Linked DNA regions of Homo sapiens: region 1 is linked to region 2. Evidence: chromatin loops called from intact Hi-C (ENCODE). Cell type or tissue: GM12878. All regions are shown on one strand. Region 1 has its middle 19 kb from the start of MIR3977. Region 2 has its middle 22 kb from the start of LINC01338.

What was found. A loop is a pair of places that touch in the nucleus more often than their neighbours do. Peaks named below come from ENCODE experiments on the same cell type or tissue, not always from the same donor. Only the 100,000 strongest peaks of a DNase experiment are listed, where the experiment ranks them.
Region 1: it touches region 2 in a loop (5-fold over the local background); 1 of 110 quality-filtered maps calls a loop at or near these places.

What each region holds. Positions count from the first base shown.
Region 1 is chr5:82,819,575-82,823,574 of GRCh38, forward strand. No RefSeq gene overlaps it. Among named protein-coding and RNA genes, the nearest start is that of MIR3977, 19 kb to the right of the region's middle. RefSeq lists an enhancer at 1,421-1,600. In GM12878, no CTCF peak of the experiment used is centred here; a DNase peak (open chromatin) is centred at 1,532; H3K4me3 peaks cover 568 bases; H3K27ac peaks cover 1,376 bases.
Region 2 is chr5:82,879,659-82,883,658 of GRCh38, forward strand. No RefSeq gene overlaps it. Among named protein-coding and RNA genes, the nearest start is that of LINC01338, 22 kb to the left of the region's middle. In GM12878, no CTCF peak of the experiment used is centred here; a DNase peak (open chromatin) is centred at 2,193.

The sequences.
Region 1 (4,000 bases), 60 kb before region 2:
TGGAACTTCAGCCACCACAGATGACAGCATGCCCCTCAAAGCAATGTGGTAGGGAAATCAAGGTGTGGGTGTTTAGTGAATGGTGAGTGTTCTCCATCTCAGTTCCAGCAAACGGTGGCTGTGGACAGGCAAAGAGGCTTGATTCTGAGTAGGTAGAATTAGCTTAGATTTTTACAAAACTTACTTATAATTGGGAATTCTGTTCTGTAGTAAATAGAGAATTATTGAAAATGTATGATAGAACAGTTCCTAAAAAATATTGTCACATGTTTCTAGCTCTCATTTCCATGAGCTATAGACTTTACTGACATCAGGGATAATCTCCAGTCTCTTCCTTTGTATTCTATGTATCTCTGTCAAGAACAAAAAGTCTGTTGCTCTCGGTTACTCTATGAGTGGCCGGACAAGGTCCAATATATGAATATGAATCTTTTCCACAATAGAAACCCAAAAACCAGCTGACCTGACTTCATGCCTCTGAAATCTTTGGTGCAATCAGATAATCCATTTCCAGTTATTGGACATCAAGCTAGTCTGATAGCTGTTGTTTCATGGCCAGTTATGCTGTGCCATTTTAACTTATACATGGGAGGGTATTTTTCACAGATTTCCTGAGTTATGGTAGTGGTTTACTATCAGTCATCTCAATAGATAATAGGTTCCTGTTTCTTCCATCAATATATTCATGTAGAAAAAGTCCTGAGGCCAGGATCCAAAATGTATGTTCACTGGTGATAATTTAAGTAATCCTACAGAGTTGGCAGGGATGCCTGACAACTCATAGGAAATGGCCTCAAGGCATCTTTGCTTTGTCATCTAGTAAGAAAATGTAACACAAGTCATAGAAGGTGTCCTGCCCCAAACCATCACCATAGCACAGGGTATATTAGCACCAGGCAAAAGATTATAACCATTCTGAGTGGGAGTAACGACAGGCACAATCATAGTGAGGAAGAGTAATTTCTGACTGTTACATGCCTGACACACAGAATTTACTGAGGAGGAACACTGATATTCATACCACTTCATCCAACAACTATTATTTTAGCAACTACTATATACCAGACACTCTTCTATACACCAGGAATATACCAATCAACATGCAGACCAAAGTCCCCATGCTTATGTAACTCATACCCTATTGCACTGAGAAAGGTTTGAGACATGGGAGAAAGGTGGGTCGGAGATTTTTGCTTAGTTGTTTATTGAGACCAAGTTCCTTGATTGTACAACTATGCTCTAGTATTTTTTAAAAACAGAAAAAAGTAAAGAAAGACACTACACACACACACACATACACATATACAAATACACATAAATATATACCTATTTATGTATATATTCATGCATAATCATATATATAATTAACAATACCACTCCCCTCACCCCATATGTGTTTCTATGAGGAAGAAGGTATTCGTTCTCTCAGATGGTTTCACAGTTGAAAAGCAAAGCAGATGGCTCTTCTAGAGGAGGCAGCTTGCTTGCTAAAATGTCATGGATATACAGAAATAAAACCGAAAATGAAATGAAAGGCAAGAAAATATTCTCATTTGAATAATGAACTATCTGATGTTTCCTTAGAGCCACACAGCTCAGATAACAAAAAGAAACACTCTCAGACCCTTTGTTCTGCATTTACGACAAAACTCAAACCACATGTCTGTCATGTAATAAGCCACTCTGGATCATTTTTTGAAGAATAATAATCATTGTTTGATGGAACCACTTGTAAAACACAGAAGGCACCCCAGAGAAGCTGGCACTCATAGTAAACTATCCAAGGGATAATTTGTGGCAACAAATGATACACTGAATATTGCATTTAAACTTTAAAACAATTGTTCACACACAAAAGAAAACTAATGGCTGAGCTCTCGCTCCACCCCAGCTTCCTGTCACTGTTCATTTTTCAGTTTCCCCATGGTTGAAGGAAGCCCTTGGGACTTATGGCAGCAGATAGCTCAAAACGATGCCTGTAGAGCTTTTGTAATTATTATTATGTTAAACACATAATTTGGTTGCTTTGTTCTGTGAGTATATGTGCTTATTTCAGCCTCATAATAGTTGCCAGATTCAGCTGTGTGATTTGTATCCTGCAATAAAATGCACCGACCACAAGTTTGCCTTTCTGCACCCACGTTTCCACCAGCACTGTGCAAACCAACAATGCCCATTATTGTCTCGGGAGTTTTGCGTAGACCTGAAGTGACAAAGGGGAGTAACTTCAGACAAATCAACAGAATGTAATTACAGGTAAGGCGTTTGGCTTTACTCCCCCTAAAGGTCTTTGAGGCCTGGGATAAATTTTGACGCAACAGCAATTGGACTGGCTTTAAGATCAGTTGTTTACTTAAATCTATTACATCCAGATTTCACATGAGCCAAGAGACCCACCTGCAAAGCCTGACCAAAGTTTGCTGTCTTTCCAACTACCTCCTGGGACAGGAAAAATCCCCAGAAAAAGATTAAATGAAAGATACTAGAGATGTGACCTCCAGCACTGTCAGTGTGGACTAGAACCAAGTTGTTAAGGCCCCTGGGATCTCCATGATAGGAAAGAGGAGCCAACCATTGTATAAACCCTTCTGATTGCCGTCCCACCCTGGGATCCCTCCTCCTCAAGCTTATTCTGAGAACAAAGCAATTTGCCTGCTGCTTAGAAACAAATCACCCAGGTCTGAACAAACAAAGCAGACACTTCTTTTATGGAGGAGAAGTTGAGAGACCCTAAAAGTACTGTGAGTTAGAAAGGGAAGAGGTTTAAAAAATTGATGAAATTGTTTTCCCTTAAGAGTAATTTAACTGAATAGTGAGCGGCCAATTGTTAGGATTTGAAAACAATTCAGAAGCTATAGAAATCCTTTTGACTGTAACCTCCCTTACCCAGACCTTGGTCTCATGAGAAAGAAAACTTTCTTAGCTTAGAGTCATAGCAGATAATGCCTCCACTAAAGTTCCCAGTAAGGGCAGATGAATGAATCAACAGGAAGCAGCCAGCAGTGCTTTGTGCTTTGACAAATCCTGGCTTTCAAACTCAGGCCTCTCTCCTATATAGTGGAGAAATCAGATAATATATTGAAGAGGTGATCACAACTTAAATTATCAAGGAGGCGTAGACAGACATTGGGTGCCTCTGGTGCAACATCCTAAGAAGGACATGACGTCACCTAGGTAGTCTTCCAGCAGAACACAGAAAAACTAAATCTAATCATGAGGAAACGTCAGAAAAAAATCAGGAGCATTTTATTTAAAAAATTAGAAGCATTTTATTTAAAAGGGGAGAGAGGCTGGAGGTTTCACAAACGGTGATGTGATAAAAGTCATAGTCACTGAAAAGTTGAGGAACTCTTGCAGATTAAAGAAAATTAAAGAGATATGAAAACTAAATATAATATGTGATCGTAGAGTGGATTCCATATGGAGGGGGAAATGCTATAAAGAACATGATCAGATCATTGAGAAATTGATCTGGCGGGCTCAGGAGTGAAGCCGCAGACCTTCACGGTGAGTGTTACAGCTCATAAAGGCAGTGTGGACCCAAAGAGTGAGCAGCAGCAAGATTTATTGCAAACAGCAAAAGAACAAAGCTTCCACAGTGTGGAAGGGGACCCGAGCCGGTTGCCACTGCTGGCTCTGGCAGCCTGCTTTTATTCTCTTATCTGGCCCCACCCACATCCTGCTGATTGGTCCATTTTACAGAGAGCCGAGTGGTCCGTTTTGACAGGGTGCTGATTGGTGCGTTTACAATCCCTGAGCTAGATTGTATTTTTTGTACAGACAAGGTTTCACCATGTTGGCCAGGATGGTCTTGATCTCCTGACCTTGTGATCCACCTGCCTCGGCCTTCCAAAGTGCTGGGATTACAGGTGTGAGCCACCGTGCTTGGCCTTATAAATTTTTTTAAATGAACTCAGTAATACTATAATAGAGCATTTAGTAAATGTAAATCAATTTCTAAACTTAATAATTAAGCTTCCTTCAAGCCTGTGTCCTTATC
Region 2 (4,000 bases):
CTGACTAGATTCTTTCAAAAGATTTTTCTTCAAGTTTAGAAATTCCTTCTTCTACTTGATCTAGTCTATTGTGGAAGCTCTTGATTGTATTTTTAATTTTATTCATTAAATTCTTTAGTTCCAAAATTTTGGTTTTGTTCTTTTTTTTATTATTTCTATCTCTTAATTAAATTTCTCATTCAGAACATGAATTGTTCTTTGTTCTTTGTATTGGTTATCTGTGTTATCTTGTATCTCACTGGTTTCAAAATACTAATATCAGTATTTTGAATCTTTTTCAGGCATTGCACAGACTTTCTTTTCTTTGGAATCTTACCGGATAATTATTGTGTTCTTTTGGAAGTGTCATGTTTTCTTGCACTTCCATGTTTCTTGTATTTTTAGGTTGATACCTGTGCATCTGTTGTAACAGTAGCTTCATCCAATTTTATGAATTTGCTTTTGTAGGTAAAGACTTTTTCCTGTAGATATATTACATTAGGTTGCTCTTGCATTGCTACAGAGAATACCTGAGACTGGGTATTTATAAAGAAAAGAGGTTTAGTTGGCTCACAGTTCCGTAGACTTTATAGGAAGCCTGATGCTGGCAACTGCACAGATTTTAGGGAGGCCTCTAGAAGCTTACAGTCATGGTGGAAGTCAAAGGGGAGCAGGCATGTCCTGTGGTGAAAGCAAGGGAGGGGAGGTGCCACACACTTTTAAAGAACCAGATCTCACAAGAATTCACTCACTATTGTGAGGACAGCACCAAGGAGATGGTGCTAAATCTTTCATGAGAAATTTGTCCCTGTGATAAAATTGCCTCTTACCAGGCCCCATCTCCAACACTGAGGATTACATCTCAACATGAGATTTGGGTGGGGACAAATGTACAAACTATATCATATATCTATACTGTTGGTTGGGTAGGGTGCTTTGGCTTTGATTCTGGGTGGGCACAGTAGTGTAGTCTCTGTATTTCTTTGGTTGTAATCAGCATTATTGATATCTGTGTGTTCCTTGTTTGGTTGTAATCAGCATTATTGATATCTGTGAGTTCCTTGGTGGCTTAGGCTGCAGGTCTTAGTGAAGACTGTGGTGAGGCTTTCCTGGGAAGACGGGCACCAGGCTGATCAGTCCTCTGGCACCAGTGATGGCAGTGATGGGCCAGGTGTGCTGGTCCTCAGGCTCCTTGGTGGTGTATGCTGGCACTGGCAGTTGTAAGCCCAGAGGGGGTTGGTCCTGCAGCCACCAGGTAACATGCTAAAGTGCCAGCAGTGCCAGGAGCAGGCCAGGTGTGTGGGTCATGTGTGGCATTAGCAGTGGCAGTAGCATTGACAGTCCAAACCTTGGGCTGCTGAGTGGCTCATGTGGGCACCAGTAGCAGTGGGCTGGGCAGTTCAGTCCTTAGGCCCCAGGAGGCATGTGCAGGCACTGGTGGTAGACTGGACAGGCTAGTCCTTATACCCTTGCACTACAAGTATATGAGTCAGTAGTGGCAGTTGGATTGAGCCTATACCCAGCCCCTAGACAATGTACATGGGCAGTACAGTGGGCAGGTTGGTAGTGGGTGGGGAGGGTTGATCCCCCATCCTCCAGATGGTGCACATGGGTGCTAGCTTTGGTGGTTATAGGAAGGGCAGGCCTGTCTTGAGATCCCTGCATGGTGCTCATCTGTGCCAGTGGCAGTGAGCAGGGCAAGTCTATTCCCAAATCCCTGGACAACATGCACAGACACTAGTGGTGGTGGGTGGGGCAGGTTAACCCCTAGGCTCCTGGATGATCCATTTGGGTGCCAGCAGCAGCAGCATTTGTATTGGGCCTGCCGTCAGCTATTTGAACGATTAAAATTTTCCTTTTTTAGTTCATTTTTGACTTCAGAAGCTCTGAAAAGTTCTGTGTGTTCTGCACAACTCCCATAGCAGCTGTGACAGAGAAACAAAGGAGTATGAGTTTCTATTTCACCAAGTGATCCTCAAGCCACACATCCCTTAAGAAAAATGGTTACATGACCCTGACACCCTAGGTGCTGCTAGTTAGATCAAGAGTAAGTTTCTGACTTAGGAAGAGACAATCTATAGGTTGGCCAATAACTAATAAGGTAGCTTGGTATAAGCACTCTCTCCAGCAAAGTTAATACCAACTACCAGAACCAAAAGATCTTCTCAGAAAGACTGAAAATTAGAAAATAATCAGCAGAGGAAATGAGTAATTGGAAAGGAAAAAAGAAACTGAAATGCACAAAGAAAGAAGAAAAAAAGCAGCTGTGATTAAGTGGAAGTCTAAAAAAAGAAAGAAGAGTTTCTTTTTTTAGAAACTCTCACACCCAAATGGGGAGTGAGAGCAATATTGGCAGAGAGAGCAATGGTAAAGAAAGAGATCAACTGCATTACAAGTACGGTGAAATTGCTATGATAGGTATCAATAGTCATGAGCTTCTGAGAGGACCGCTACCAGAATTTCCTTTCTCTGAGTCTCCAGAGTGGCAGTTGCAAGTACTGCTGTTAGAGATGCTAGAGTGTAGTAATTTTTCACAGGAAGATATATTTTTTATTTTGAGGATTAAATGATATTTTGTTAATGTGTCTTACTCTAATCAAGGTAATTTATTATTCTGATGTTTTCCAATAACAATCAGACTCTTTTTTTTAACTTTTATTTTAGGTTCAGGGCTGCATGTGTAGGATTGTTATATAGGTAAACTGTGTGTTTACCTATATAACACACAGTTATATGTGTATGTTCCTTCAATGCCTAGTTTATTGAGGATTTTTAACATAAAGGGGTGTTGAATTTTATCAAAAGCTTTTGTTGCATCTATTGAGATAATCATACAGCTTTGGTTTTGGTTCTGCTTATATGATGAATCACATTACTGATTTGTGTATGGTGAACCAACCTTGCACCTTATGGAAGAAACCTACTTGATTGTGGTGGATTAACTTTTTGACATGCTGCTGGATTTGATTTGCTAGTATTTTGTTGAAGATTTTTGCATCTATGTTCATCAATGATATTGGCCTGAAGTTTTCTTTTTTTAATTGTGTCTCTGCTAGGTTTTGGTATCAGGATGATTGCTGACCTCATAGAATTAGTCAAGGAGGAGGTCCCCCTCCTTAATTTTTTGGAATAGTTTCAGTAGGAATGGTACCAGCTCTTCTTTACACATCTGGCAAAATTTGTCAGTGAATCTGACTGGTCCTGGCTTTTTTGGGTGGGTAAGGTTTTTTAAATTATTATTGATTCAATTTCAGAACTTGTTATTGGTATGTTCAGGGATTCAATTTCTTCCTGGAGCAGTCTTGGGAGGTTGTGTGTATCCAGGAATTTATCTGTTTCTTCTAAATTTTTTAGTGTTCATAGAGGTGTTCTTAGTAGTCTCTGAGGGTATTTTGTATTTCTGTGGGGTCAGTGGTAATGTCTCCTCTGTCATTTCTGATTATGTTTATTTAGATCTTCTTTTTTTTTTTTCTTTATTAGTCTAACTAGCAGCTTGTCTATCTTATTAATTTTTTCAAAGAACCAACTCCTGGATTTGTTGATCTTTAGTATTTTTTTTTGTGTCTCAATTGTCTTCAGTAGTTCAGCTCTGATTTTGGTTATTTCTTGTCTTTTGCTAGCTTTGGGGTTGGTTTGCTCTTCTTTCTCTAGTTCCTATAGTTGTGATGTTGGGTTCTTAATTTGAGATCTTTCTAACTTTTTGATTTGAACATTTAGTGCTATAAACTTCACTCTTAATGCTACCTTAACTGTGTCCCAGAGATTCTGGTATGTTTTACCTTTGTTCTCATTGGCTTCAAATAATTTATTGTTTTCTGCCAGAAAGATATATTAAACCACTTTTAACTGATCATTTTTCCTCAACCAAGAACTGCAATTACATAGTCTGACAATAAATATATGCTTATAGGTTCAAGTGAATGAAAAAAGAACTATTCACAAAAATTTATCCTCATGCTTAGTGTTGGACAGTTTTAGCATTCTGTATAATATTAAGGACACACTATATTTAATGATTATT